Linked DNA regions of Homo sapiens: all the other regions are linked to region 3. A link is an interaction called in ENCODE POLR2A ChIA-PET data of the cell type or tissue named here. Cell type or tissue: OCI-LY7. All regions are shown on one strand. Each heading gives the region's core, and the rest is flanking DNA. Links, peaks and the distances in the headings are about the cores only.

Region 1 (10,378 bases), core at 1,309-9,308, 380 kb after region 3:
TTGTCCTTTAAGCCAAGAGTCTTACCTACTAATAAGTAGGTGGAGCTGTACCTGTATATTAATTCAGTAGCATCACCTATGAGCAAAGTGTCCATTTGGGGTAATCAATATCATCACTAATTCTAATACAAAATGTTTTGGCATAGTCATCAATGACACGTAATTCCTCAAAATAAGTGGCTGTCATTGCTTCAGTCTCTTCATTCTGCCTCTGGTAGCTCCTTGCGCTCCCTTCAGCCATGTGGCCCCTAGAGCAGCCCTGGGGCTGGTGCTGAGGTCCAGAAGCGCAGGGTGGAATTTTTAGTTTCCAAATATTTTTTATCTGTGGTTGGTTGAATCCCCAGATGTGGAACCCACAAATACAGAGGGCCAACTGCGTGTGTGTGTGTGTGTGTGTGTGTGTGTGTGTGTGTACATGTTGAATGTTGGTGTTTATACCTTATGTTCATTTTTTAGAACTGTCTTTTTTTTGAGACAGGGTCTTGCTGTGTTGCCCAGGCTGGAGTGCAGTGGTACTATCATACTCACTGCAATCTCAAATTCATGGGCTCAAGTGCTCCTCCTGCCTGCCTCAACCTCCCAAGTAGCTGAGAATACAAGTGCTTGCCACCACACCCAGCTAATTTTAATTTTTTTTGTAGCAATTGGGTCTCACTATATTGCCCAGGCTGGTCTTGAACTCCTGGCCTCAAGTGATCCTCCCACCTCAGGCTCCCAAAGTGCTGAGATTGCAAGCATGAGCCACCACACCCAGCCTGATGTTTGGTGTTTTCATTGTATTAGTCCATTCTTGCACTACTATAAAGAAATACCTGAAACTGGGTAATTTTTCTTTTTTTTTTTTTTTGAAACGGAGTTTTGCTCTTGTTGACCAGGCTGGAGTGCAGTGGCACGATCTTGGCTCACCACAACCTCTGCCTCCAGAGTTCAAACAATTCTCCTGCCTCAGCATCCCAAGTAGCTGGGATTACAGGCATGCGCCACTATGCCTGGCTAATTTTGTATTTTTAGTAGAGACGGGGTTTTTCCATGTTGGTCAGGCTGGCCTTGAACTCCTGACCTCAGGTGATCCACCCACCTCAGCTTCCCAAAGTTCTGGGATTACAGGTGTGTGCCACTGGAAACTGGGTAATTTTTAAATAAAAGAGGCTTAATTGGCTCACGGTTCCACAGGCTGTACAGGAAGCATGCTGGGGAGGCCTCAGGAAACTTTCAATCATGGTGAAAGACAAAAGAGAAGCAGGCACGTCTTACAGGGCCAGAGCACGAGGAATAGAGAGAGTGGGGAGGTGCTACACACTTTTAAACAACCAGATCTCCTGATAATCCACTCACTATCACGAGAACAGCACCAAAGGGGAAATTTGCGTACAAGATCCAATCATTTCCCACCAGACCCCGCCTCCAACATTGGGGATTACAATTTGTCATGAGATTTGGGCAGGGACACAGACCCAACCATATCATTCATTATCACTCAATTTAAGTATGTCTTAAAATTTAAAAAAAAATTTTTTTTGTCTTATAACTGATGAAGTGGCAAATATTTCTTAATTTTTCTCATGACATCTGCTTGGTCCCAGGAGTTACTTAATGGTGCACTTTTAAGTTTCCAAGTAAATTTTAAGTAATCTTTTTTTTTTTTTTTTTGAGACAGAGTTTTGCTCTTGTTGCCCAGGCTGGAGTGTAGTGGCATGATCTCGGCTCACTGCAACCTCCGCCTTCTGATTTCAAGAGATTCTCCTGCCTCAGCCTCCCGAGTAGCTGGGATTACAGATGCCCACCACCACGCTTGGTTAATTTTTGTATTTTTAGTAGAGACGGGGTTTCACCATGTTGGTCAGGCTGGTCTCGAACTCCTGACCTTGTGATCCACCCACCTCGGCCTCACAAAGTGCTGGGATTACAGGCGTGAGCCACCACACCCAGCCAATTTTAAGTAATCTTTAACTTTAAAATTTTAATTGCCAGAAGGTCAGAGACTGTGGCCAGTAGAATATTCTGATTAGTAGATATTTTTTCCCTCCATTTTAACTCTAATGCCCTTTCCTTGAGCTAAAGCTTTTCTTCTTAACTCTGTCTTCCTCTAGAATAAGGGAAGACATTTTCGGGAGGTTCTTATTTTCCTCTGACCCCTGGCCACTAGTCCAACTAGTGCAACACATACCTGAATCTTAGAGTAAGTGGAGCACAGGATTAAACTGCAACTCGTGCCACACATGTCATTTTTAGCCCTCTCCACAGTGCATTGCACGTAGGACTAGTAGATAGCATTTCTTGAAGGCTCACCATGTGCTGGGCATTGTACTGAGAATATTGTATACAGTATCTCATTTAATCATCACAACACCTTTATTTTCTGCCATTTTGTGCACGAGGAAATGGAGGGAATGAGAAATTGAGTAACTTTCCCCAAGGCACACAGCTTAAGGTGATAACACCAAGAGAAGTGCCTAGTGTTTGTCTGACCACAGAGCCCACGCTATGTGAGCACTCACATGAGATGTGCTGAACAAATCTTATTTTGTCATTTGCTGAAATAAGATTTGTTCAGCAAATGAACACATTCAGTGAATCTGTTCAGTAGTTCACGGCCAAAATGGAATTCGTTGCCACTGGGTTATGCATCCACATAATCCTCTGTTATCACTTTATATAGTACACTCAACACTTGGGGAAAATCCTCAGGAATTTGGAATTATCTTCCTTTTGGACTGTTTTCAAACTATCTCTGAAACAAGAATGTGAAGAAATACAAGGCTGGTAAATTATTAAAGCTGCTACCTGTCTCTTAATGTCAGTGGTTTTCATGTTACATGTCTTTCTGACAAACCAATAGACACCTAACCACATCCTTGTTCTTAATGCTTCCTGTTAATGCTGTTAAAGCTCAGGAAATTGTGAACTTTCTAAATTACTTAAGATAATTTGCAATCATCCTCAAAAATCACTTTTTGTTGCTTCATCTTGTTGCATAACTTTGCTTTATCCTCACGATAGATCCCATTTTCCACAATTAATTACTTATATATTTTAAATTTGTGTTGTATATGTTCATACAAACAAAAATAAAACAAATTGAATACATATGGAGTACACTTTATTATTTATTTATTTTACTTATTTATTTATTTATTTTTTTCAAGAGGGAGTCTTGCTCTGTCACCCAGGCTGGAGTTCAGTGTCACAATCTCTGCTCACTGCAAACTCCGCCTCCCGGTTTCAAGTAATTTTCCCACCTCAGCCTCCTGAGTAGCTGGGATTACAGGTGTGCACCACCATGCCCGGCTAATTTTTGTATTTTTACTAGAGACCAGGTTTTGCTGTGTTGGCCGGGTTGGTCTTGAACTCCTGACCTCAGGTGATCCACCTGCCTTGGCCTTCCAAAGTGCTAGGATTACAGGTGTGAACCACCAACGCCTGGCCTTATTATTTTTAGTTTTGTGTGGTTTTTCTTTTTTAAAGTTTTCTTCTTGAATTCAATGACAACAAGCAATGTTTGAAATTATCTTTTGATTTTAAATAGCTACTGTTTCTACTTTAAAATGAAAGAAACACGATATGTACAAGTTAAAACAATAGAGCTGTTTATGATCATTTACTTTTTTATTGTGACAAAGTATATATTACATAAAATTTAACATTTTAACTTTTTTTTTTTTTTTTTGAGACAGAGTCTTGCTTTGTTGCCCACGCTGGAGTGCAGTGGCACGATCTCAGCTCTCTGCAAGCCCTGCCTCCCCGGTTCTCACCATTCTCCTGCCTCAGCCTCCCGAGTAGCTGGGACTACAGGCGCCCGCCACCACGCCCGGCTAATTTTTTTTTTTTTGAGACAGAGTCTCCCTCTGTCGCCCAGGCTGGAGTGCAGTGGCGCGATCTCAGTCACTGCAAGCTCCGCCTCCTGGGTTCACGCCATTATCCTGCCTCAGCCTCCTGAGTAGCTGGGACTACAGGCGCCCACCACCATGCCCGGCTACTTTTGTTTTTGTATTTTTAGTAGAGACGGGGTTTCACCGTGTTAGCCAGGATGGTCTCGAACTCTTGACCTCGTGATCCACCCGTCTTGGCCTCCCAAAGTGCTGGGATTACAGGCGTGAGCCACCGCGCCCAGCCAATTTTTTGTATTTTTAATAGAGACGGGGTTTCACTGTGTTAGCCAGGAAGGTCTCGATCTCCTGACCTCGTGATCCGCCCGCCTCAGCCTCCCAAAGTGCTGGGATTACAGGCGTGAGCCACCGTGCCCGGCCTTTTTTAACCGTTTTTAAGTGTAACATTCGGTGGCATTACGTACACTCACCGTTGCACAACTGTCGCCACTGAATTTCCCCCAGATTGCAGAGTTACTTTGGGAACACTATTTTGGTGATCTGAGGATTTTCAGAGGCTTTCACTTGAATGTTCTTAATATAATAGCCCTCCCTCGCTTCATCAATCAAAGAACAGTTGCTAAATATACCTTTTCCCACCGTTCATTCTGAGACTAGAGAAGTAACCACTGAATGGCTCCATCACGCCATTGGACACACTGGGAAACTGACTCTGGTCAAGGTTCCATCTATCACCTGGGTTCTGTAAACTTCTACTCTGAGTGGTGGACTATGCTGGATTTGTTGTTGTTGCGTTTGTTTCATTTCATCTTACTTTATTTTGTGTCTCCATGGATTAGCATCAGTTCAGAGCCAAAATCAATTAGCCCCCCCCTCCACCAAAAAAAATATTTACCTGTCTCCAGTTTATAGTCACACTGGGAAATGGCCCTACTTATTTCTGGGGAATGTTTTACTGAAGATCCACAAAACACACCTGTGGTCACATTGCAGTGTGCTTTCGGGCTCCAAGTCTGAACTAGCTTAGTTTGAGAAACTGGCTAAGAGTGTGTGAATTCCCACTACAGTGACTTAAACTAGGTTTCTGCCCACTAGACCTAGAATCATTGCCTGGATATGTGAAGAAGTACTTTGGGCTGCCCTTGTATTTAATTCCTACAGTCTTATGACTGATTACACGATGTTACATATCCCGAAAGTTCATACCCTGTGATCGTACACACTTCATCCCTGTGGGTTACTCTGGTAATTGTACTCACCTTGTGTTATGCAATTTGTGTTCCCCCAAAATCCGTAAGTTGAAACCCTAACCGCCAATGGGATGGTATTAGGAAGTGGGGTCTTTGGGAAATAATTAGGTATAGATGAGCTCATGAGGGTGGAGCTCCTGCTATAGGATTAGTGTCCTTAGAGAAGAGAAAGAGAAGAGCTCTCACTCTCTTTGCCATGTGAGAAGACAGCCATCTGTGAACCAGGAGGCAAGCCTTTACTGCAAACCAGCCATGCTGGCACCCTAATCTCAGGACTTCCAGTCTCCAGAACTTGAGCAATAAATGTTCGTTGTTTAAGTACCCATCTATGGTATTCTGACTGACTAAACCCAAACTGACTAAGACACCTTGTCACTGCAAGCTAAGGATTGCAACTGGCCTCTACCACTCCTGGATCCTTTATTCCAGCTGAGATCAGGAAATTCAATTCCATGGCAACATCCTTTGCCACCATCTCCTGCTGGCAAAGAACAGCTGCAACACAGTTTTATAAGAATGCTCAAGTCTCCTTACTGTTGCATCTGTAATGCCTGGGTATAGGGGACGTCCTCCAGGCTCTTCCAGGGATGACTGTCTTTCAGAGTGGCAGGGCAGGCTGTTCATAACAGATTCATGCATCATTCTTGTTTCCCTGGGCCTTTAGACTCCTTCCTCTACTTGTATACAATGTTCATAACAGCATTATTCATAATAGTCAAAAAGTGGAAACAACCCAACATGTGTTCATTGGCACCATCCTAAGGCTTAGTGTTCATCTGCCCTTTATTTAAGATGAAGAGGTTTTCCTTGCACATCCATTTATTCGCCCTGTTACCGAAATGCCAGGGGTTCTGTCTAGGTACTGCTGCTTGATCACTGAGACAATGGGTATTGCCAGGGAAGAAGGCTTTAGTTGGGTGCTGCAGCTGAGGAGATGGGAGATGAGTTCTAGATCAGTCCCAAATCCATCTCCCTGACTGATTAAAATTAAGGGTTTGTATAACAGAAAAGAAATGTAACCATTTTTGGGAAAACAAGAATTAGGGAGGGGTAAAGGGGAGGAGTTGGTCAACAAGAAGCAGGTGGTTGCTTAGGCAATCATGATGGGTGAGGGGTCTGGCTCCTCATTGTCCAGATGCAGTGATCTGGTAAGTTTCAGTTCCTTGATAATATCTGGGAGGCCTGATGGTTGGCTTCATGAGGAAGGAACTCAGATTAAGACAAATGTAACTTTCTCAAGTTTTAAGACTGGGAGGGTCAGTTTTCTTTCAGTTTCTTTCTTTTATTCAAAAGAAACCACAAATACCAGTTCTATCAGACAGTTGGGCCATTTTCAACTCAAGGCATCTGAGTTCCTCCTCATCAAGGTAGGGTGACTTTAAATGTCTACAAAGGTGGGATGTGGATTGTCCTCAGATTCTGTGTTTGTTTATAGGGGTGTGTGAAAAATTTCCCCTATCATTCAGCCTTCATGATGGAAGATCTTTTTCTCCTTTCTTCTTCCTTTAAGTCTCTATTTCCTTTCACTTTCCCCTGCAATCAAGCTGCTTGTTCTTCTATCTCCTTCCTATTCCCAGCTGTGATTTTATCTAGTCTTTGTGAATTAAGAAACTGGTTTAAGAAACTGGTTTCTAAGCATGCATTTTAATCATTTCAAGTCACAGTCAAGTTAGCAATTCTTGAACTTTTTTTCTGCAACATTGTGGCCTGGGGAAGGCGGGAAAGGAGCTTTTGGGGGATCATTAAGAGAGCAAAGCACAAAGGTATACAGCAAATATAAGCAAATGTATACTTCAGGCCCTAACCATGCCACGTTATAACAGAAACACTTTTCTCCAGGACTCTTGTTGGCATCACCCCTTAGGATCCAGATATGCTGGAGAAGATACAAATCATTCTGACTTAAAGAATCTTCAAATCAGTAAATATTTTTTGAGGATCATTGCCATACCATGTACCATGCAAAATGCCAGGAATACAGCAGTTAAACACAAACACACATGGTTCCTGAATTTGTGGACCATGTTTTTATGAACCTCATAGTACCGGCTAGAATTGTGAAATCATTGTAGGCACCATCTCTACTGCAGAGAAGAAAACTTTTGCATATATTGGAGAACTGAGCCTCTAGTCATATTTCAATATTGTCTCCAAGTCCCTTTTAATTCAAGGCCTTCTTCATTACAATCCACATCCTGGAATAGAAACTTAGACTAGTTGATAGCGTACAAGAGTTGACAAGGCAGAGGAGATGCTCAGAGATAGAAAAGGAGGCTTGTCAGAGTTTCCAAGCTAACTACATTGTATATCTCAGATGAGAGAAAAAGGGTTTCTCTCGTTAATTAAGAAATTCCTTTGGAGATTAATGAGGACAGAATGCAGGATGTACAAGAGAATATTCTCAAACCAAACAGCTTTTAACCTGGGAGAATAAAGAGACCCAAAGGGCTAGTCTTTGTCTAGAGCAGAGAAAACACAGAAGAAAATTTAAAAATATTCCTCCATTCCAATATTTGTATAATCTTGAGGAAAAGGCCTTTTTAAGCAAAAGACAAAATCTTTAATCCAGAGGATATAGAAGAAGAAAAAGATTTATGTTTGGCTACATAAAAATTAAAAACAGCATAGTAAAACATGTGACTAAAATGTTAAAAAGCAAAGAGCATTCTGGGGAAAAATATTTGCAACACTTAAGATTGGCACATATATTTCTTACAAGTAATAAGTCCAACAACTTAATAGGAAAATTGGCATTCTACTGACACTCGTTTGAATTTGGGAAAAAAGTTTTTTTAAAAAGAAAATTGGCAAAAGATATAAACCTACTGTTAAAATAAAAATAAATATTAAATAGCATGCATTAAATACTAAACAAAATAAATATGGCATATAAACAAATGAGAAGATGTTCAACTGCATTCATAATTAAGGAAATGCAAATTAAAATAGCAGAAAACCATTTTAACTTAGATGGATAAATCTCCATGGTGCTGGGGAATTTGCTGGAAAATAGACATACTTGGAACTATAAATCTTTGTAGCTGCATTGGTGGGCAATTTGGCATTTTTTTTTTTTATACTTTAAGTTCTGGGATACATGTGCTGAACGTGCAGGTTTGTTACATAGGTATACATGTGCCATGGTGGTTTGCTGCACCCAACAACCCGTCATCTAGGTTTTAAGCCCCGCATGCATTAGGTATTTGTCCTAATGCTCTCCTTCCCCTTGCCCCCCACCCCCTGACAGGCTCCAGGGTGTGATGTTCCCCTCCCTGTGTTCTTGTGTTCTCATTGTTCAACTCCCACTTATGAGTGAGAATATGCGGTGTTTAGTTTTCCGTTCCTGTGTTAGTTCGCTGAGAATGATGGTTTCCAGCTTCATCCATGTCCCTGCAAAGGACATTGAACTCATTCTTTTTTATGGCTGCATAGTATTTCAAAATGTAAAACACAATATTCTTTACATCAGTCATTTCCTGTTTGCTTTCCAACCCATTCCCTACCCTTCTGCTCTGCTCTGTCCCACAGAGGCTGAGCCCTGCAAACTACAGTTCCTAAGCCCCTTTGCTAACTGGCTTTTATTTAGAATCAGCCAATGGAAAGTGCTGGCAGGAGACTGAAGGGTGAATAATTGAATGGGAGAGCCAGCATATTTCTTTCCCCTTTCTGCATCTGGGGGTCTTCCCAGCAGCGGCTGCATCTGTCTCATATATGACCCAGCTCCCACCAGGCAGGACAGCCCTTCCCACCCAGCTTCTAGCCTCTGGTCACACCGGCTCCTCAATTTGTCCCTCTAGCCCTTGGTGGTTTTATCTTGTTGCTGATCTTTTTTTTTTTTTTTTGAGTGGGGGACACTGTTTCATTCTTGTTGCCCAGGCTGGAGTGTAATGGCGCCATCTTGGCTCACCACAACCACCACCTACTGGGTTCAAACGATTCTCCTGCCTCAGCCTCCTGAGTAGTTGGGATTACAGGCCTGTGCCACCACACTCGGCTAATTTTGTATTTTGGGTTTTTTTTTTGTTTTTTTTTTGTGAGACGGAGTCTCGCTCTGTCACCCAGACTGGAGTGCAGTGGCGTGATCTCGGCTTACTGCAAGCTCCGACTCCCAGGTTCACACCATTCTCCTGCCTCAGCCTCCCAAGTAGCTGGGACTACAGGCGCCCGCCACCACGCCCGGCTAATTTTTGTGTATTGTTTTTAGTAGAGATGGGGTTTCACTGTGTTAGCCAGGACGGTCTCGATCTCCTGATCTCATGATCCGCCCACCTCGGCCTCCCAAAATGCTGGGATTGCAGGCGTGAGCCACTGCGCCCGGCCTAATTTTATTTTTTGTACAGATGAGGTCTCACTTTGCTGCCTAGGCTGGCCTCGAACTTCTAGCCACAAGTGATCCTCCCGTTTCAGCTTCCCAAAGTGTGGGGATTATAGGTGTGAGCCACCTCACCTGGTCCAACCATTTTATTTATAATAATTTTTCCTTCATTCTTAGCTGTGTGAGCGTCTGCAGGCAAATACCTCAGCACAAGGATACTCAGTGAAGCATTGCTTTTAAGGGAAAATGCACAGAAACAATCTAGGTATTTATTGATTGGTGATTCATACAATGGAATACTATACAGCAAATTAAAGGAACGAGGTAGATTTATATACGTGGAAAGATAGGCAAGATATTGTTAAGTGAGAAAAGCAAGATGCCAAACAGCATGTACAGTATGAGTTAAAAAAAAAAAAATACACATAGGCCGGGCGTGGTGGCTCACGCCTGTAATCCCAGCACTTTGGGAGGCTGAGGTGGGCAGATCTTGAGGTAAGGAGGTGAGGAGATTTGAGACCATCCGGGCTAACATGGTGAAACCCTGTCTCTACTAAAAATACAAAAAATTAGCTGGGCATGGTGGCATGAGCCTGTAGTCCCAGCTACTCGGGAGGCCGAGGCAGGAGAATCGCTTCAACCCAGGAGGCAGAGGTTGCAGGGAGCTGAGATTGCGCCACTGTACTACAGCCTGGGTGACAGAGCGAGACGCCATCTCAAATTAAAAAACAACAACAAACAAAACAAAACAGCACAGCCAGGCGCAGTGGCTCACATCTCTAATCCCAGCACTTTGGGAGGCCAAGGTGAGCAGATGACTTGATGCCAGCATGTCCAGAATTGGTTCCTTCTGGTGGGTTCTTGGTCTCACTGAGTTCAAGAATGAAGCTGCAGACCTTCGTGGTGAGTGTTACAGCTCTTAAAGATGGTGTGTCAGGAGTTTGTTCCTTCAGATATGTCCAGAGTTTCTACCTTCCAGTGAGTTC
Region 2 (10,378 bases), core at 1,527-9,526, 530 kb after region 3:
AACAGAATCCTGATTTTGTTCAGGTATCAGATGGCCATGTGCTATAGGGGTATTCAGACTCATGCCCATCCTGAGGGATGAATTATGATTGATCTAAGTCATATCTCATTTCCCTTGGTAATGATTGGTTTAATCATAGCAAGTGCCATAGTACTGAGGATGCTGCTGTGAGTTCTTCTAGGCAAAGATTTTGTGTTCTTAACAAGAGAGATGTGAGAAAAATACAAGTACATGTTACCTGCCTCCAGGAACTTTAGTGTTCTCCTACCCTACCCTACAGTGTTATATTTCATTCAACAAACAACTGAGTGCTTAGTATGTGACAATGCATTGCTTATTTCTTAAACAGTGGCAAAAACAAATGCTTGAGAATCAGAAATATACTCAATTTTACTTTCTGTCTAACATGTCTAATGCCAATTCCAGCTGTCACATGCGTATTTCACAAGTAAAATGGAATAAGTCAAATAAGAGGCTCAAAGTAAAGCAATGAACTAGAATTTTCCTAACTTGCATCCTCAGTGCAAGGATGTATTGCTTGGACCTGCAGAGCCATCTTGAAAGCATGAGAGGAAAACTCAAGGGAATCACAGAGGTTCTGAGCAGGAATTATAATGTCATTAAGCCACTGAACAACCAACCCTGGAACTATCCTATTCTGACCTCCCTCCTCTTATTCTGACCTCCCTCCCTCCCCCGCTTCCTCTCTTCCTCTCTTCCTTCTCCTTCCTTCCTTTTCTCTCTCTTTTTTTTTTTTTTTTTTTTTTTGAGACAGTGTCTCACTCTGTTGTCCACTGGAGTGCAGTGGCACAGTCTTGGCTCATTGCAGCTTTGACCCCCCCCAGGCTCAAGCGATCCACTCACCTCAGCGTCCTAAGTAGCTGGGACTACAGGCATGTGCCACCACAGCTGGATATATATATATATATATTTGGAAGAGATGAGGTTTTCCCATATTGCCCAGTCTGGCATTCTGACTTTTCATGTGAGATTAAAACCTTATTTTTTTCTAGGACATAACCAAACACAATAATATTTGCAGTGGAAGGCTTTGTGGTTTGTGGTGGAAAGACTCTTAGTTGGCCCCACGATCCTTGCCTCCCCTTATGTGATCCTTTCCCCTTAGTGTGGGCAGGATCTGTGGCTCGCTTCTAACTGAAAGAAACAGTAAAGATGATGGGATGTATGTGATTGTGTGTACATGATTGGGGTCATGTTACATAAGATGGTAGCACCCATCTTTCTCCCCCTCCCCCAGTTTAGCTTTGAGGGCGCAGATGGCCATGTTAGAGGACTCTGCATGGCAAGAAATACAGGCAGCCTCTCAGAGCTGAGGGCAGCCTCCAGCCAACAGCCAACAAAAAACTTGAAGCTCTCAGTCCTACGACCTCAAGGAACTGAATTCTGCCATTAACATGAGTGAACTTGGAAGTGAGTCCTTCCCCATCTGAACCCAGGTGAGACTGCAGTCCCTGATGACAGCTCGATTGTAGCCTTTTGAGACCATAAGCAGAGGACCCAGTCAAGCCATGCTCAGACTCCTGCTACTTGGTAAATGTGTATTGTTACAAAACAATGAAACGCTAATAAGGGTATGGCTATTCACACCTTTTCCCCCTAATTTTTAAAATTTATCAATAAAAATTATTATTAAAAAATATAAATAGGCTGGGCGTGGTGGCTCACGCCTGTAATCCCAGCACTTTGGGAGGCCGGGGTGGGCGGATCACCTGAGATCAGGAATTCGAGACCAGCCTGGCCAACATGGTGAAACCCCGTCTCTACTAAAAATACAAAAATTAGCTGGGCATGATGGTGGGCGCCTATAATCCCAGCTACTCGGGAGGCTGAGGCAGGAGAATCACTTGAACCCGGGAGGCGAAGGTTGCAGTGAGCCGAGATCGTGCCACTGCACTCCAGCCTGGGTGACAGAGCAAGACTCCATCTCAACAAAGAAACAAACAATTAAACAAACAAACCAAAAAAATATATAATTTAAATAGCTTCACTCTCCTGTTCACCTGTTCAACTCCTCACTCCTCTTCCCATTCATTAATTGATTCCACATTTATCCACTCTTCACACAGAAGAGTCTGGGCAGCAAATACAGGAAAATCCTTTTGGCTTCAGAGTTTTTTGGGCTTCCAAATTGCAGATAAAGGACTGTGGGCTTTTAGTATATAGCCATAGAATCACTGGGGGATGGAACAAGACACTATTTGTAAAGGCTTGGAACAAGATTCAGCACACAGGAAGGGCTCAATAAATAATAGCTGTTATGGTGATTAGAATTAGAACTCCTGGGGCAGGTCTCTCTGACTGCTCTGTTACTCCTTGCAAGTCACTTCCTTTCTCCGGGCCTCAGTTTCCCCATTTTTAATAGGAGGGCCCCTCAGAGAAGCTCTCAAAAAGAGGGTTGAGCTCCTGTTCTGGAGGTGGCTCTGGACTGGGTGCTCATGAGCTGCAATACGAATTGCTCCTGAGCGAATGGTACACAGTCTGTTTGCGGCCTTAGTTTGTGGCAAGCCTGGGGAAATGGCTTCTCCTTGCCTAATCTCAGGTTCTCTACTGTCAAATGGGGCCAGAAGGTCACTCCCACCTAAACACATGAGAAAAGAGGCAGGACAAGGTGTACTCACTCTGGACTGGGCTTGTTTGTTTTTTAAAATATCATTTGAGGGGAAGAACAGATGCAAGGGTTTGCCTGGCTTCTCCTCATATACACAAAAGAACCCCCCACCACCCTAATCCCAACCCCCATCTCCACCCCAGCACAGAGCAGAGAGGAGTGACTCCTTGTCTCTGGCCTAGTCTTCTGTGCAATTGGAGTGAGGGCTGCAGGTCTTCACCTGCCCAGACCACCACACCCACCTCTGCATTCCCCATTTCTTTTTTTTCCTTATTTATTTATTTATTTTTGAGACAGAGTCTCGTTCTATCGTCCAGGCTAGAGTGCAATGGCACGATCTCGGCTCACTGCAACCTCCACCTCCAGGGTTCCAGCAATTCTCCTGCCTCAGCCTCCCAAGTAGCTGGGATTACAGGCGCATACCACCACACCCAGCTAATTTTTGTATTTTTAGTAGAGATGGGGTTTCTCCATGTTGGCCAGGCTGGTCTGGAACTTCTGAGCTCAAATGATTCACCCCCCTTGGTCTCCCAAAGTGCTGGGATTACAGGCGTGAGCCACTGCTTCCCCATTTCTTATGCAGTAATGATCTCTATCAGTGTTCCTCTCCTACCTCCCCCACCAGACTGTGAGTTCACGCCTAGCACCCTGCGTGTACCTCGATAAATGTGGAATCAATGAACAAATGGGAAGAGGAGTGAGGAGTTTACCAGGTGAACAGGAGAGTCAGACAACACTTTCAGCCTGGGCGTGCACTCAGTTGACAGCCCCACAGATGTTCAGCAGTGGTCAAATTTGAGTACATTTTGAAGACTGAGCCCAGAAACTCATTGAAGGATTAGAGGCAAGGAGGTAGAGATTGGAAAGAGACAAATCAAAGCTTTGTTCATTCATTCATTTTCAATTAGTAATTATTGGTTATTCACTAGGTATCATGTACTGTTTAAAGTGTTTCAGGCACAGTGGCAAACAAAAGAAAAGTCCCTGATTTCAAGGAACTTACATTCTAATTGATGGAGACAAGCAACAAACAAACAAATTAAGATATTACAGAGTGTTAACTGCTAAGAGAAAGGTAAAAGAGGGTGATGTAACAGATTTTTAGGAAGAATACATGTGGCTGAAAACCCAACTCAAAATGGGGTGTCTCATAATATCCAGTCATATGTACCATAATAGCTTTCTAAAATCTTGAAAATTTTGAATTCTGAGAATTGCCTGTCCTCATGCACTTTGAATAGGCTTTATATTACTATCCCCATATTACAGGTGAAAAAATAGAATTACTAAGGAGTCAAGTGATTCATTTTAGGCCAAAATAAGGATTCAGAAGCTGTAGTCAGAGACCAAGCTCTTAGTGACACAGCCTCCGTGGTTCTGAGATTCAAGAGCCTGTGATACTAAGATATCAAGTGTTATCACTGTCATCACAGCAATGCAAGATTGAAGGCAACAGATCCAGGCCCAAAGGTCCTGCAGATGCAATGCTGCTTGCCACCACCATCACCTCCTTCTCGGTCCCTGAAGGGCTTCCCACCTTGTGAGGAAGCTAAAGATTCTAGAGGGGATTAAGGAGAGGCATAGCCTTCGGGGAAGCCACCACCAGGCTCTAACCTATTCAAAACATGCTGCAATTCACTCCCCAAAGCCCCCTCCATTCTTCACACTGCCGCCCAAATGGTATTGAGGTAGGAGGTGGGACTCAACTCCAGACCAGATTGAAGACTGGCTGAAACAGAGAAGCATGGAAAGCACTTCTTCATAAGACACTCCTACCAGTGACGCGACAGTTTACCATTGCTGTGGCAACACCTAGAAGTTAGCACCACTCTCTCTGGCAATGACCTGGAAATTACCACCCCTTTTCTAGAAATTTCTGAATTACCTGCCCCTTGATTTGCATGTAATTAGAAGTGGGTATAAACATGATTAGAGAACTGCCTCTGAGCTGCTCCTCTCAATACACTGCCTATGGGGTAGCTCCGCTCTGCAGGAGCAGTCATGGAGCTGTCACACTGCCACATCAGAAAAGCTGTTTTCTGGCTGGGCATGGTGGCTCACACCGTAATCCCAGCATTTTGGGAGGCCAAGGTGGGAGAATCAGCTGAGGTCAGGAGTTCGAGACTGGCCTGGACAACATGGTGAAACCCCATCTCTACTAAAAATACAAAAAATATCCAGGCGTGGTGGGGAGCACCTATAATCCCAGCTTATTGGGAGGCTGAGGCACGAGAATTTCTTGAACCCAGGAGGTGGAGGCTGCAGTGAGCTGAGATCATGCCACTGTACTCCAGCCTGTGTGACAGAGCGAGACCATGTCTCAAAAACAAACAAACAAACAAACAAACCTGTTTTCTACTATCAGCTCACCCTTGAATTATTTCCTGGGTAAAGCCAAGGACTTCCCCAGGCTAAGCCCCAATTTTGGGGCTCACCTGTGTTGCACGGGTATCATTCCCCTTCTTTAAAACTTCAATACTGTCATTTCATTTTGAATAAGATTCAAAGTCAGGTGTGCAAGTGAGTGTGTGTGTCTGTGTGTGTGTGTTGCTTCTTCACAGCCCTGATGCATCAAAGTTAGTTTGGGTTTTTTTGTTGCTATGTTTTTTTAGAGATAAGGTCTTTCTCTGCTCTGTCAAAGACTTCAGGAAGAAAAAAAGAAAAAGAGGGCCTCACTCACTCTGTTGTCTAGGCTACAGTGCAGTGGCATGATCATAACTCACAGCAACCTCAAACTCCTGGGCTCCAGGGATCCTCCCACCTCAGCTATGACTACAAGCATGAGCCACCATGCCTGAATCAGACAGTTTGTTTGGGGGTTTTTTTTGTCTTTTTTTTTTTTTTTTTTTTTTTAAGATGGAGTCTGGCTCTGTTGCCTGGGCTGGAGTGCAGTGGCACGATCTCGGCTCACTGCAACCTCTGCCTCCCAGGTTCATGCCATTCTCCTGCCTCAGCCTCCCAAGTAGCTGGGACTACAGGTGCCCGCCACCAAACCTGGCTAATTTTTTGTATTTTTAGTAGAGATGGGGTTTCACTCTGTTAGCCAGGATGGTCTCCATCTCCTGACCTCATGATCCGCCCACCTCGGCCTCCCAAAGTGCTGGGATTACAGGTGTGAGCCACCGCGCCTGGCTTCTTTTTTTTTGAGACGGAGTCTCACTCTGTCACCCAGGCTGGAGTGCAGTGGCACAATCTTGGCTCACTGTAACCTCCACCTCCCGGGTTCAAGCAATTCCCCTGCCTCAGCCTCCCAAGTAGCTGGGACTTCATGTGCACGCCACCACACCCGGCTAATTTTTGTATTTTTAGTAGAGACAGGGTTTCACCATGTTGGTCAGGCTGGTCTCGAACTCCTGACCTCAAGTGATCTGCCTACCTCAGCCTCCCAAAGTGCTGGGATTACAGGCATCAGTCACTGCACCCAGCTGTTTTTTTTTTTTTTTTTTTTTTTTGAGACAGAGTCTGGCTCTGTCACTCAGGCTGGAGTGCAGTGGTGCCATCTTGGCTTACTACAACCTCTGCCTCTGAGGTTGAAGAGATTCTTGTGTCTCAGCCTTCCGAGTGGCTGGGATTACAGGCACCTGCCACCACATGCCAGGCTACATTTTGTATTTTTAGTAGAGATGGGGTTTCGCCATGTTGGCCAGGCTGGTCTCAAACTCCTGACCTCAAGTGATCCACCTGCCTCAGCCTCCCAACGTGCTGGGATTACAGGCGTGAGACACCAGGCCTGGCCCAAAGACAGTTTTTTGATCGTCAAGGTTTTACCTGATTTGGGCCCAGGCTCAGCCAATCCCATTTCCTCCTACTCCCTGCTCCATTCAGCCACACTGACCTCCTTCTGTCCTTCAAATGCTATCAAGCACATTTTTACTTCAGTGCCTTTCTTTTCCCTCTGTCTCTAAATCTCTGCATAGCTGCCTCCTTTTTAATCCTCAGATCTCAGCAGAAGTGTCACAGCGTCAGAGAAGCCTTCCATGACCACCTGAGCAAAAATAAATCTCTCTCTTTCTCTCAATCCGTCCTCCCCATCTTGTTCTTTATAGTTCGTATCTCCATATGCTGTTTTGTTTGTGTGCTTTTCTATCTCTCACACTAGAGTGTAAGCTCCTAGAGGACATATTCATGTACTGATACATCCCACCTGGTATATAACAGGTATTAAATATTTGTTTGAATGAATGTAAGTAATGGGGTTTGAAAGTCTGATTATCTGACAGAAATACCAGGCATTTGATTCCATTGCAATAACCAGTAATTGTGAGTTAGGAATTACATAACTTTCTAAAAATAAAAATAACAAGTGAAGCTAATCAAAAAAAGATGGTGGTTTAAGCTGTCATTGCGCTGGCTCCCAGCATCTTAGTGAAAGACCACAATTGTCATCCCTCTCACTGTTATGAAACTATAATAGGCTGGGCACAGTGGCTCGCGCCTGTAATCCCAGCACTTTGGGAGGCTGAGGCGGGAGGATCACCTGAGGTCAGGAGTTGAAGACCAGCCTGGCCAACATGGTGAAACCCCATCTCTACCAAAAATACAAAAAAAATTAGCTGGGCTTGGTGGTGGGCTCCTATAATCCCAGCTACTTGGGAGGCTGAGGCAGGAGAATCACATGAACCCAGGAGGCGGAGATTGCAGTGAGCCAAGATCACACCACTGCACTCTAGCCTGGGCGAGAGTGTGAGACTGTCTCAAAAAAAAAAGAAAAAAAGGAAACTATAATAATTATTATTTTGGCTCAGATGAAGCTATTCTTATTAATTTTCAAAATGTTTTTGATATTTAATCCCTTTACCAAAAAAATCAGTAATCTGTTGATGAGTTACTTATTTTCTAATTTCTCTCCTTCTCTACTCTAGGCTCTGAGAAGCTGACTTTTATTGATCGCATAAACGGGGATGCTTTGAGCTCTAACTTCTGGTTGGCTGAAGCAATGACAGCCGACAGCAGGACATCAAAAAGGGGATGAAGAATGGAGCTTGAAGGGTATTCCTGTAGCCCCTTCCTGGCTGGATCACAACAGGCTGGCTAGGTTGCCTTATCAAACTGAAACCGCCTTTGCAAAATTATCACTGAGACGGTGAAAGAGTTTTAACTTAACCGACTCCATCTTGCTTCTAACCTCCTTGTTCGTTCAGCATAGGCTGAACTAACTTTGAGAGAAACTTATAGTTTAAAACAAAGATGATAACAGCCCTTTCCCAAAGCACACCTCCTTCTTGCCTGGGGACTAGATTCCCTTTGTAGGACTAACATTAGCTACAAGATTAGAAATTATGGTTTAAGAGTCATGCAACTAGAGGCTTCAAGATTTTCTTCAAATATCTCAGTGCTTGAGATATTTTCCAGACCCTGCAATTGCCGGATCAGCTGGCACCACCCAGATGGATAAACTGGCTAATCTGATCTTGTGGCTCCCACCCAGGAAGTGACTCAGCACAAGAAGACAGCTTCAACTCCCTATGATTTCATTTCCGTCCTGACCAATCAGCACTCCCGGGTCACTGGCTTCCCCCAACCCACCAATTTATCCTTAAAGATTCTGCTCCTGGCTGGGCGTGGTGACTCGCACCTGTAATCCCAGCACTTTTGGAGGTTGAGGTGGGTGGATCACCCGAGGTCAGGAGTTCGAGACCAGCCTGACCAACATAGTGAAACCCCGTCTCTATTAAAAATACAAAATTAGCCGGGCGTGGTGGCACATGCCTGTAATCTCAGCTACTTGGTAGGCTGAGGCAGGAGAATCACTTGAACCCAGGAGGCAGAGGTTGCAGTGAGCCAAGACAGCGCCACTGCACTCCAGCCTGGGTGACAGAGCAAGACTCTGAAAAAAAAACACAAACAAAAAAAAACTCTGCTCCCCAAATGCTTGGGGAGACTGATTTGAGTAATAATAAAACTGTCTCCCGCACAGCTGGCTCTGTGTGAATTACTCTTTCTCTATTGTAATTCCCCCGTCTTGATGAATCAGTTCTTTCTAGGCAGGGGGCAAGGTGAACCCCTTAGGCGGTTACAAATTCAAAGGCCACAGTTCCTTTCAGGTGGCTTCACCTGTGGTCACTCTGGCAAGGTTTTGGTTTTGCCCTCCAGGACCAGAAGAGGTAAGGTCTTCCTGCTATTGTAGCGCTATGGTATTGAACTACCTTTACCCTTGCTCTGCCCTAACTCTGTCCACACCTTTGGGAACAGCTCCTTTATTAACATCTCCTTGCTTCTCCTGTTTGAACTTGCCCAACTCTTAACCTGCTTGGATCCTGAGTCATCCATTGTATGACTCAGACTCCTGAGAATTTGAAAGTCACAGATCTCTAACCTAGAAACAAAGCAAGTGTTTCTAGCCAATGGGAAATTTCAACAATGTATAACAATCCATGAGCATGGGCACTGTTATTTCCAATTTGGAGTGTGATATTATAAAACAAGCTATGAAAAGAAACTAAATAAAAAGACGTGTTATTTTCTCAAAGGACACTTGGAGAGTTAAGAGCAATCCTATTTGAAAATAACCTACACATGGTAGGATAATAAAGTAGGGGCTCACTTGGCTTAGCTCCGTTCTGTTCTTGTGAAAGCACACATTCATATAAATAAGATATACTTGTTTTATATATATTTATTGTATTTTAAAACATGGGTCCACATACAGCTCATATATTACATTATGAATTAACAGCATGATTTAAGAAAAGTAATTTTGTTAATTATTTTTATAAAACAAACCCAGAGGCCGGGTACGGTGGCTCACGCCTGTAATCCCAGCACTTTGGGAGGTCGAGGTAGGTGGATCACAAGGTCAGGAGTTCGACACCAGCCTAGCCAATATGGTGAAACCTCGTCTCTACTAAAAATACAAAAAAAAAAAAATTAGCCTGGCATGGTGGCACATGCCTGTAATCCCAGCTACTTGGGAGGCTGAGGCGGGAGAATTGCTTGAATCCGAGAGGCAGAGGTTGCAGTGAGCCGAGATTGCGCCACTGCACTCCAGCCTGGAGTAAAGTAAAACAAACCCACAGCAACAATCTATGATAACGTTTACTTTGTATGGTAGCTATGGTAGGAAGTGGAGGAGATTCTGAGCTAGAGGAAACTATATTAAAGTGGGCACAGCAAACAGAGAGGAGAAAAGGAAAATATCTTGCCCTTAGCCTAACCCTGCCTACAAATCACTTACCATACACTAGAAAAGACTTTCATTCCCAATAACTTTGCATTCAAAGATAAACCATGAATAGCGGGAACCTCCTAAAAGCCTTGACTAACGGGAAATCCTAAAAGCTTTGCCTCCAGAGATAAGCCACAAAAACAAGAACATCCTGTTTTCCTTACCACAAAACAGGAACATCTTGTTCTTATCCAATTGGAATGAACTGCCATATCTGAGCTATAAATATCTGCCATTTCATCTGAGCTATAAATTCCTCTATTCTATTTAGCGAGCCACTCTCTGAAAGTCTGATTTTCTTGAACTGCAAGTAAAAATGTCTCTCTGTGCTCATATTTGTCTTTGATTTTTATTTTGACATAGGGTTCCTGAACTGATTTTTGGGGGGGGGAATCCTGAAGTTGGACGCACCCAGGGCTGGCTTCATGGGTGGGCAAAATGTGCAGTCACACGGGCCCCACTCTGGGTTTAGTGCTCTGCTATCACCATCTTAAAATTCGTAATTTCTTTGTTTTTTTTGAGGTAGAGTCTCACTCTTGTTGCCCAGGCTGGAGTACAGTGGTGTGATCTCGGCTCAGTGCAAC
Region 3 (10,378 bases), core at 1,444-9,443:
GGCCAGGCTGGGCCCAAACTCATGTGATCTGTCTACCTCGGCCTTCCAAAGTGCTGGGATTACAAGCGTGAGCCACCCTGCTCAGCCCGATATGATAATTGTGAATGATCATATGTGTGGGACCCGAGATATTACCAGGCCAAAACAAACCAATTTTAAGCAAACATAAAATTAAGCCATATTTTAAAAACTGAAAGCAACAATTTTAGCATATATTCCTAATGGGTGATCGACCAGTGTCTCAGCCATCAGGTTTATAATGGCATCAGAAAGCAAGTTATAACCCAGAGAACTTAAAATTTCATCTATAAAACTGTTGGGAATACTACAATGATTCCTTAAATATTTACCTATCTTTTTGATTTTAGCATTTCTTACTAAAATCATTTCTCTAATTCTCTTCCTTTTGGATAAAAGCAAATTTGCAAGTTGTTAAGTACAGACTAGTAAAAATGCTTTTTTGCATATGGAGAATTACTGTTAAAGTTCTCACTTAATAGTTCCTATACAGTACTTAGGCCTGAGGAAGAATATGCTCTAAGTTTTCACAATGTAAGAAAGTAATTCACATTAAAGAAACAAAACTCTATCATCAAAGTTTTGGAGGACAATATTCATATTACTTTAATAAAAATCACTGAAACATTTATTTTAAGTTCAAAATATTCATGTGCCTATTTCCAATATTATCTTTTAAACAAATCTATCTTTCTAACTTGTCATTCAGTATTAATATATACTACTATTTAAATCTGATGACATTAATTCTTGGGAAAATAAAAAAAAAATAATGCAGCTGTGGGCACATTATTGACAACAAAGTTTCTCAAAATGTGGTCCCAGAACCAGCAGTATCAACATCACATGGGAACTTGGAAAAAAGCAAATTCTCAAGTCCCATCCCAGACCTACAAATCAAAAACTTCAGCAATCTGTATTAAACTCCTCTGATTCACACTACAGTTTGACAAGTAGTCCAAAGAAGAAAAATCCACTTGCAACGGTTGAAGCTCATCCAGAAAACAGATGCTCATAAGTAGGTTGGCTTATGAGCTATTCAATGTCCAGAAATTAGATACAATAATAATTATTAACTTTTTGTCAATGGGTGAAAATTCCACCTTATTTTATTTTCATTTCATTTATTTATTTTTATTGTCACCCAGGCTGGAGTGCAGTGGCGCGATCTTGGCTCACTGCAACCTCCGCCTCCTGGGTTCAAGTGATTCTTCTGCCTCAGCCTCCCAAGTAGCTGGGATTACAGGCACTCACCACCTCACCTGGCTAATTTTTGTATTTTTAGTAGAGACGGGGTTTCGCCATGTTGGCTAAGCTGGTCTTGAATTCCTGACCTCAAGTGATCCACCTGCCTTGGCCTCCCAAAGCGCTAAGATTACAGGCATGAGCGACCGTGCCCAGCTCAAAATTCCATCTTATTTTTACAAGCTTCTAATTTCTTGCTTGCTGTGGCACTGACTTTTGAATGAAGTTGCTTATCCAATGATGTATTTCTTTTTTACGATGGGCAGTTGAACATGGACCAATGACGTATTTTTTATTTTGTTTTCTCCGAGAGAAGTTGCACATCTGTTCATATCTGGGGCTCAGTGTCCATAGTACCCTGATGGGCAGGAATGCAGGCACTCTCCATCCTGGCGCATCCCTTCTCTTCGAAGGAAGAAAAACAACTTCTGTTGACATTGGTTGTACTCATTGTCCTTTGAACAAGACAAACAACCCTTGCAAATGGGATGTGATACATAACTAGCTCAAACTGGACTTGTCAAACTGTCCAGCAATTAAAAATAAATAATGGTAAATAAAAATAAATAGGATAGGCTGGGTGCAGTGGCTCACACCTGTAATCCCAGTGCTTTGGGACACTGAGGTGGGAGGAAGGCCAGGAGTTTGAGGCCAGTCTGGGCTACACAGTAAGACACCATTTCTTCAAAAAAAACACTTTTTAAATTAGCCAGAAGTGATGGCCCATGCCTGTAGTCCCAGTGACTCAGGAGGCTGCGGCGGATCACTTGAGCCCAGGAGTTAGAGGGTGTAGTGAGCCATGATTGTGCCACTGCACTCCAGCCTGGGCAACAGAGTTAGACCCTGTCTCTAAAAAAACTTATTTTAAAAAGGATAGTCAGACAATGAAACAAAATAGAGAGCCTAGAAACAGATTCACTGGTAATAAAAGTTAATTAACAACAAAAATGTCATTGCAGATCAGTGGGGGAAAGATGGGTTAGAAGAAAATATACCAGAACATATTTATCACTTTGCAGCAGAGAATTTCTTAAATAAGAAACAAAAAAATAGCTTAATAAGGATTGATAAATTTAACTACATTAAAATTCCATACTTCTGTTCATTCAAACATCATTTACAATAAAGTAAATGAAAAGACCAGCCTCTAACTAGGAATAGATATTTCTCACACATATACTAATTGACAAAGATTTATATTTAGTATGGATTCACCCAGCAACTATTTACTGAGTACTTGTTCTCTGCCACACACTATTATAAGTGCTAGGGATACAGTAGTAATTAAAATACAAAACAAAAAAACTACAAAGATCTCTGCTTTCTTGAACTCACAAGAAATAGTTTAAAAGAGACCTAATCAATAAGTAAATTATGTAGTTTATTTAATTACAGTTCATTGTATACACTGTGTACATATGCAGGGATCCAGAAGGAGAAAGTTTGAAAGGCTAGGGATAAGATGTCTAGGAAAGAGGCAAATGGATAGACACATAGTAGTATCAGGTGTGTGATCTTTCGATTGCATGGTAACACCTATCAGAGAGCATTTACCAAGGAAGAGACACTAAACAATGAGATAGACAGAATGATGTGCATGACATGTCAGCCTCTGTCATCAGCCACTCCTGTGCTGGCACCATGGAACCATGAGCGTAATGGGGACTGTCAGTACATAACAGAAGTCAAACCTCAGAGCCAGGGTTCTGGGGGCAGGGCTCTAATTCCCACAAGGAGGAATGGTTTCTTACTAGAATGTGACTGAGGTATTATTCATTAACTTCGTGCTCATTCTAAATTTTTTTTTTTTTTTTGAGACAGAGTCTCATTCTATTGCCCAGGCTAGAGTGCGGTGACGTGATCTTGGCTCACTGCAACCTCCATCTCCTGGGTTCAAGTGATTCTTCTGCCTCAGCCTCCCGAGTAGCTGGGATTATAGGCATGCACCACCACGCCTGGCTATTTTTTTATATTTTTGGTAGAGACAGGGTTTCACCATGTTGGCCAGGCTGGTCTCGAACTCCTGACCTCAAGTGATCCACCCGCCTTGGCCTCCCAAAGTGCTGGGGCTCATTCTAAATTCTATCTTAGCTGTCATTATCTTCCATTTGAGACCATGCATTTTGCCAAAATAACTTTTAGATGATGCGGTTTAAGATGATTTTTTGGCAGTTTGCTTTTAGATGATGTTGTGGCAGCTCACATGAAGGAGTTTCCAAGAGTTAGGTCCTAATTAAAGAGGAAATGAATTTTTAGAATGTGGCCTGTTATCATATTTCCAGCACTATTACTGATAGTCGCTATATTGAAAAGGAAAGCCCCTGTTACATAATTGACAATGACCACATTTTAGTAAAATTTGAAATTTCCAGAAAATATAATTTCTAGTGTTTCTAAGACAAGAAAATTCTCCAGTAGATACAATGCATCTTTCTGATGAAATGACTCCCGTTCCCCTCCTTCCACCATTGCTGCAGGTTTCTATTAAAATAGACAGTCTATGTATGATAGAACTACAGGGCTATGACCTAGGAAGAGGAAGTGACTGCACAGAAATGACCTAAATAGAAATCGTGTCTGTGCTTAGATGAGGAAGTCTGTATATATCACTATTAAAAGTTTAAACAAATTTGTGAGAAGCAATGAAAGTCTCTATAGACTATGGATATAAAAATGGATGCACAAATAAATGGAGAGAGATGACACGCTTATTCATCATGCTGCCTAACAAGCCGTGAGACAGATGTGTAATTGGGGCAGAGAACAGTGTACATTCTTTATACTTTAGAATTCTCTTCTCCATTCTAATTTATGTAAGCTGGAAGTGAAGATAGAAGAGTCTGTTCTTGAGTTAAACTGCCGACCAAGACTGAAAATTTGTCCAGCAGAAGCTCTTCAACACAGAAAAATTATACTGTAATTTTCTTTTCTTTTTGTCTTTTTTTTTTTTTTTAAATAGGATCTCGCTGTGTCACCTAGGCTGAATGCAGTGGCACAATTATAGCTCACTGTAACCGCGAACTCTTGGGCTCAAGGGATTGATCATCCTGCCTCAGCTTCCCAAGTAGCTGAGACTAGAGGCATGCGACACTGTGCCTAATTTTTACTTTTTTTTTTTTTTTTTCTGTAGAAACGGGGTCTCACTATGTTTCCCAGGCTGATCTTAAAATCTTGGCCTCAAGGGATCCTCCCGCCTCAGCCTCCCAAAGTTCTGGGATTACAGGTGTGAGCCATCGTGCCCAACCCTGTAATTCTTAACAAAAGAACCAACTGAATTGATGTGAAAGTCTTAGTTTATAGTTACCTTATACATTTTTCTCCTTTAACCAAGACATTCGCATGGGAACTGCTTCTAGCCATGATGAAGTAAGAAAGGACTTAGCTTTTTATTGTGAGCAATTAGAGAACTGAACGAAGTACAGGAAGCAGCTGTTTTCAGACTGAACACGAGGCCTTGTAAGACTAATCTCTGTTAGAGGGGAAACAGATGGGATGAGCATGAGAAACACCTGGGCCTTCTGCTTGGAGGCAATGTATAAACTGCAAGTGCAAGAAGGGGAAACCCAGAGACCCCAGAGGCCTCGTGGAGGTAAGGAGAGGGGGCTCTGAGTTCAGAAGGCTAAGGCAGCTGGAAGTTGCAGAGTAGAATTCTGGAAAGGAGCGACCAGCACAGAAAAATAACTCCAGGAATCTGCATAAGGATTTGCTTAAGCCCTTTCTGTGTACAAGGTCGCACATGCCTATTCTGCAAAACATCACGCAAAATGCAGCAGTTACAAAGAAACAGGACAAGGTCTCTGCCTCTTAGGGGCTAAAATATAGTGAAGAATTTCACACTGGTAATAATTTCCTTTTTGCTCTGACATCTTAAAAATTCTATTTAGGCTGGGCATGGTGGCTCACACCTGTAATCCCAGCATTTTGGGAGGCCAAGGTAGGTGGATCACTTGAGGTTAGGAGTTTGAGACCAGCCTGGCCAACAATGGTGAAACCCCATCTCTACTAAAAATACAAAAATTAGGAGGGTGTGGTGGCACGTGCCTGTAGTCCCAGCTACTTGGGAGGCTGAGGCAGGAGAATTGCTTGGACCCAGGAGGCAGAGGTTGCAGTGAGCTGACATCATGCCACTGCACTCCAGCCTGGGCGACACAGCAAGACACTGTCTTAAAAAAAAAATTCTATTTAATTTCTAAAAACATTTTTTACTGTAACAAATGTTAGAATGTTATCAATTCTATATGTATTTTTTATGGAGAAGGTATTGTAAACATATAGCCAATCATTCATTCCTTTTAGTAGTTCAACAAATACTCACTGAGTGCACACAATATGCAAGAAATTGTGTAGATGCCGGGATTTTAAAAAGGATAGGATCTTGCCTCTTCCTCAGAGTTTATAATTTAGTTGAGGAGATATACTTAAGAGCTAATAACAATATTTAAGATTTATTGAATCCGTACATGCAAGTAATGTTCTAAGTATTTAGTACATAATAATTCATTTACTCCTCACAACAGCATTGTGAGATAGGTATTAATATCACAATTTTATAGACAAATAAATTGAAGCACACAGAGATTATGTAAATTTGCTTAATGATTTGCATTCTGTAAGTGGCAGAGCCAGGATCTGAAGCCTTGCAATCTGACTCTAAAACAGCTGCTATTAAATATTAGTGTATGGTGCTTTAAAAAATGAACTACTCTACTTGCAGATGTTTTGTGGTAAAAAAAATTTTAAAGAATTTTTTAATGAACTACTACTCATCAAGCATTTATTGGAGGCCCTACCCATGCAAAGCACTCTGCTAGACAGCAAGACTTAAATACGTGTAGAACAATCCCTCGCTTCAAGAAAACTATAGTCCGCATATGATTAACTTAAAATGATTATTATGGATTAATATTTGAAAACATCCATAATATATCACATGACTCCTGCAGGAAAAATATGCATTCTGAGTCTCAATTTACTTATGAATGAACTTTTGGAGTACCTTATTGCCAGGTGAGAACTGGCTCTATGATGTGTTGCAAATAATTATTTAGCATGCATTCTTTTATTTGTTAATACTTGAAACATGTTCTCACATTCTTTTCTGTAATACTTTTTTTTTTTTTTTCTTTTTGGGATGGAGTCTCACTGTCACCCAGGCTGGAGTGCAGTGGCGTGATCTTGGCTCACTGCAACCTCTGCCTCCCGGGCTCAACCAGTTCTCTGCCTCAGCCTCCCGAGTAGCTGGGATTACAGGTGCCCACCACCACACCTGGCCAATTTTTGTATTTTTAGTACAGGCAGGGTTTCACCATCTTGGCGAGAGTGGTCTTGAACTCCTGACCTCGTGATCCACCCGCCTCGGCCTCCCAAAGTGCTGGGATTATAGGCGTGAGCCACCATGCCTGGCCTTTTCTTATTTTAAAATGTTCACCAATCATGAAATAGAAGTCCTTTGGTGCTGTATGGTCACCCATTGTCTCAGTTTCCTAGGGCTGCTGTTATAAATTACCACAAACTTAGTGGCTTTTTTGTTTGATTTTGAGACCGGCTCTCACTCTGTTGCCCAGGCTGGAGTGCAGTGGCCAGATCATAGCTCACTACAGCCTTGGCTGCCCGGGCTCAGGTGATCCTCTCTCCGAAGTAGCTGGGACTACAGGCGTGCACCACCACACCTGGCTAATTTTTTTTTTTTCAATAGAGACGAGATTTCACCATGTTGGCCAGGCTGGTCTCAAACTCCTGAGCTCAAGCGATCCGCCCACCTTGGCCTTTCAAAGTGCTGGGATTACAGGCGTGAGCCACCACTCACAGCCTAAATTTGGTGGTTTAAACAGCAGAGTTTGTTCTCTCACAGTTCTGGAGGCCAGACACTTGAAATTAAGGTGCTGGCAGGGGCCATGCACCTTCAGAAAGCTCCTGCTTCTGGTGCCCCTGGCATTCCTTGTCTTATGGCAGCAGAATTCCAATCTCTGTCTCTGTCTTCACATGGCCACCTTCTCCTTTGCTGTCTCTTATAAGGATACTTGTCATTGGCTTTAAGGCTCACTGTAACCCAGGAGATGGACTCATCTCTAGATCCTTATCTTAATTACATTGGCAAAGACCCTTATTCCAAATAAGTCACATTCTGAGGGACCAAGGGTTAGTATGTGTGGAGCTCTGTGGTGTATCTTTTGGGGGCCACTATGCAATCTACTATACTCACCTTATTTATTCTTATTTTTTGTCATTTTGCTAATGTGAAGGGTGGCAGGTGTCTGAAAGGAACGGATGGTGAAGACATCAGGGAGGGACTTGCTAGTACCAGGGATGGGGCTGGAGAAGGAAATGGGAGACTGAATAGGGAAAGCAGGAAGTAGAAGACTCAGATTATAGAGTAGCCAAGGACTCTCCAATTTCAGGCTCAGATGTAGACACAAGATCAAGAGCAGAGTGGCCAAAAAAAGAGACAGAATTAAGAAAAAGCCAATGTCAAGGCAATGGGGAGGGTTTGAAGACAGTGCTCACGGATTCTGGTAATGAGCTGCATTTGCACTGTGATAAAAGTTTAAGGACATTTATAGGTAATGCACATAAAGCATATAACAAGCATAAATAACCTTGTTATATAAACCCACGACTTAAAATGGGGTCACGTTTAATAGTAACAACCCATATATTACTGGGTCTTGCCCCTGTCAGGTACTGTAACATCTCTATCCAAGTATGCACTCACCTCACCCCACAATTATTTCTGAGAGCTCCCATGAGTTGTCTTCCTGGACTCACAAACATGGCCTGTCAAGGCATTCGCCATTTCCTTCCTCTCCTGCTTCAACCCTTTCTGGTAAAATCCACTTTTGGGTCTCTGCTGCCCCCTAACTGGCACAAGGGGGCCTCACTACTGTCTCTGATGGCCCCAGTGAGCTCCTTTCTGCCAAGTTCCACCAGGCCTTGCTACCTGATTTTGCTGGGTACACCTGCTGCCAACACCACTTCAGTAGTAGAATCTCTTCCAGGAAACAACACCACAAAGGTGGTGGAATCCTCCAGCATCAAAATGGCACTGGTCCTCAAAATGCAATTCACTGAATTCCATGAAAATATGACAATACGGTTTTCCTTCCCTATAATATCACCTTTTTCCACTGGAGTTTATAGCAATGCTGCTTGTGTCTTAGTGGGCGGCAGACTTTCACTTATTGTCTTCACATCCCCATACACTGTCCCTACAATGTGATGCAGACATCCATTCTATATGCATACGAACACCAGTGAGAGCCCACAAAGACCTGAGCAGAAGGGCACATCCAACTGACCAACAAGCACTAAGCCGGAACAGCCCTAGGGCAATTGATGAATTTCTGGGTCAAGGGAAGAAAAGAAGAAATAGGAAGGGTAAAACACAGGAAGAGGTAATTACTATTCATCGTCTGTGCATCTAGGAGAAATTTTTGTAAGTTTTGGATGAGTTCCCTAGCACAGGGTCTGGCACATGGGTCATCCATAAGTATTTGTTAAATGATCAGTGAGATGGAGGAATCAATCCTGTGAAATCATGAGCTTGGGCCTCCTTCGGTAACAAAGTCCCCATGACCATCCTCATCATCTGAGAACTCTCCTTCCTGTACAACAGGACTCACTTTCATTTGCCCTTGATTGCCTAGCCCAGTCAGGAAACTGAGATTCTCCGAATCAGTGGCATATTCGCCTACAAGGCTATTTTTATTGAAATAGGAAATCAGACAAGGGAAAAGTCAGCGGGGAAACTGCCAGATATTCAAGCAGTTTAAGTTTTAAGACCCTTGGGCAAAACCAGTAATTGCCCAGGTTTAAGTGAAGGGAAGCAGATGCTGCTCACCCACACAGTGAATTGTCCTGAAACCCTAAAGGGCTTAGACAGGAATCCAGGCTAGAAAACTAACCAATAGCATTTAGAGGAGAAACAGACAAGTAACATGATAGACAACCATGTTTTCAACCTATGGGCTATGACCCAGAAGTGGTTTGTGAAATCAATTTAGGGAGTTGATTCCAGCATTAAAAAAAAAAAAAAAGTACTAGAATACAATAGGATAGAATAGAACAGACAATTTCAATGAGTAATGGTAAGCACTGTTTCCTTGATGTATTTTACTTTGGAATGTATATGTATATGCATATCTATACCTATATATGAATGCAGACACACACACATGCATGCGAGTCCTTGGTAGCAATGTAAAATGTATTGTTTATTGTGAGCTACGTAAAAAATGTTTGAAAGGCACTGCTGCAGAGAAGACAGGCAGATACAGTCATGGAAAACCAGAGAGTGCACATCCCACCAGAAGGGCAGCTACAACTCAGTTCCAAATGATTCTTGCTATAGCTTAGGATTTCCAAAAGAAGCCAGAAATCTGCATCTTTGTTAAATGTCATAATTTTTAAACGTTGGCAACCAGTTCAACAAAACAAAAGAAAAAAAGTGAGGCTGGGCGTGGTGGCTCATGCCTGCAATCCCAACACTTTGGGAGGCGGAGGCGGGTGGATCATCTGAGGTGGGGAGTTCGAGACCAGCCTGATCAACATGAAGAAATCCTGTCTCTACTAAAAATACAAAAATTAGCTGGGCGTGGTGGTGCATGCCTGTAATCCCAGCTACTTGGGAGGCTGAGGCAGGAGAATCACTTGAACCCGGGAGGCAGAGGTTGTGGTGAGCCAAGATCAAGCCACTGCATTCCAGCCTGGGCAATAAGAGCAAAACTCCATCTCAAAAAAAAAAAAAAAAAGTGTGTAGTGTATATATATGTGTTGACAACAGCCCACAGACACACAGCTTGTTTTCTCTATCCTACAGTAATACTCTTATAAGCCTACTCTGCAGAAAGATGTTACTGATCATTCTCTTGTTCACAAATATTGACTGCCTCTTCCTACAAGCCCTTGCCTTTAGATTATATAATCCACTCACTAACATCAGTCTTGGACATCTGATCTCCTTTGGCCAATGAAATGTGAGTGTAAGTGAAGTGTGTGCCACTTCTGAGCCAAAGTTCTAAGAACTTGTGTGTGGCCCATTGTGTTGCCATCTCTCCTTTCTCTCTGCCTGGAGACCAGCAATGCCCCATATTGAGGCTGTCCCTTCACAGAAGCTGCC

Evidence for each region. Peaks named below come from ENCODE experiments on the same cell type or tissue, not always from the same donor. Only the 100,000 strongest peaks of a DNase experiment are listed, where the experiment ranks them.
Region 1: POLR2A ChIA-PET joins it to region 3 with 12 read pairs; 3 of 35 experiments call an interaction of 5 or more read pairs at or near these places.
Region 2: POLR2A ChIA-PET joins it to region 3 with 12 read pairs; 3 of 35 experiments call an interaction of 5 or more read pairs at or near these places.

What each region holds. Positions count from the first base shown.
Region 1 is chr12:31,883,233-31,893,610 of GRCh38, reverse strand. LINC02422 (long intergenic non-protein coding RNA 2422) reads left to right here and starts at 6,408. Exons shown (of 2, transcript NR_135029.1): 1 at 6,408-6,444. In OCI-LY7, for the core only: no CTCF peak of the experiment used is centred there; DNase peaks (open chromatin) are centred at 2,850, 4,910, 5,350 and 6,280; H3K4me3 peaks cover 4,827 bases; H3K27ac peaks cover 6,579 bases.
Region 2 is chr12:31,731,590-31,741,967 of GRCh38, reverse strand. No RefSeq gene overlaps it. Among named protein-coding and RNA genes, the nearest start is that of AMN1-AS1, 7.5 kb to the right of the region's middle. RefSeq lists an enhancer at 7,549-8,748 and a cis regulatory region at 8,782-9,009. In OCI-LY7, for the core only: no CTCF peak of the experiment used is centred there; a DNase peak (open chromatin) is centred at 8,095.
Region 3 is chr12:32,259,557-32,269,934 of GRCh38, reverse strand. The region is part of intron 2 of BICD1 (BICD cargo adaptor 1); the gene reads right to left. Among named protein-coding and RNA genes, the nearest start is that of FGD4, 130 kb to the left of the region's middle. RefSeq lists enhancers at 3,722-3,831, 4,746-4,795, 4,836-4,885. In OCI-LY7, for the core only: a CTCF peak has its summit at 8,114; DNase peaks (open chromatin) are centred at 3,804, 4,274, 4,724 and 8,104; H3K4me3 peaks cover 3,554 bases; H3K27ac peaks cover 8,000 bases.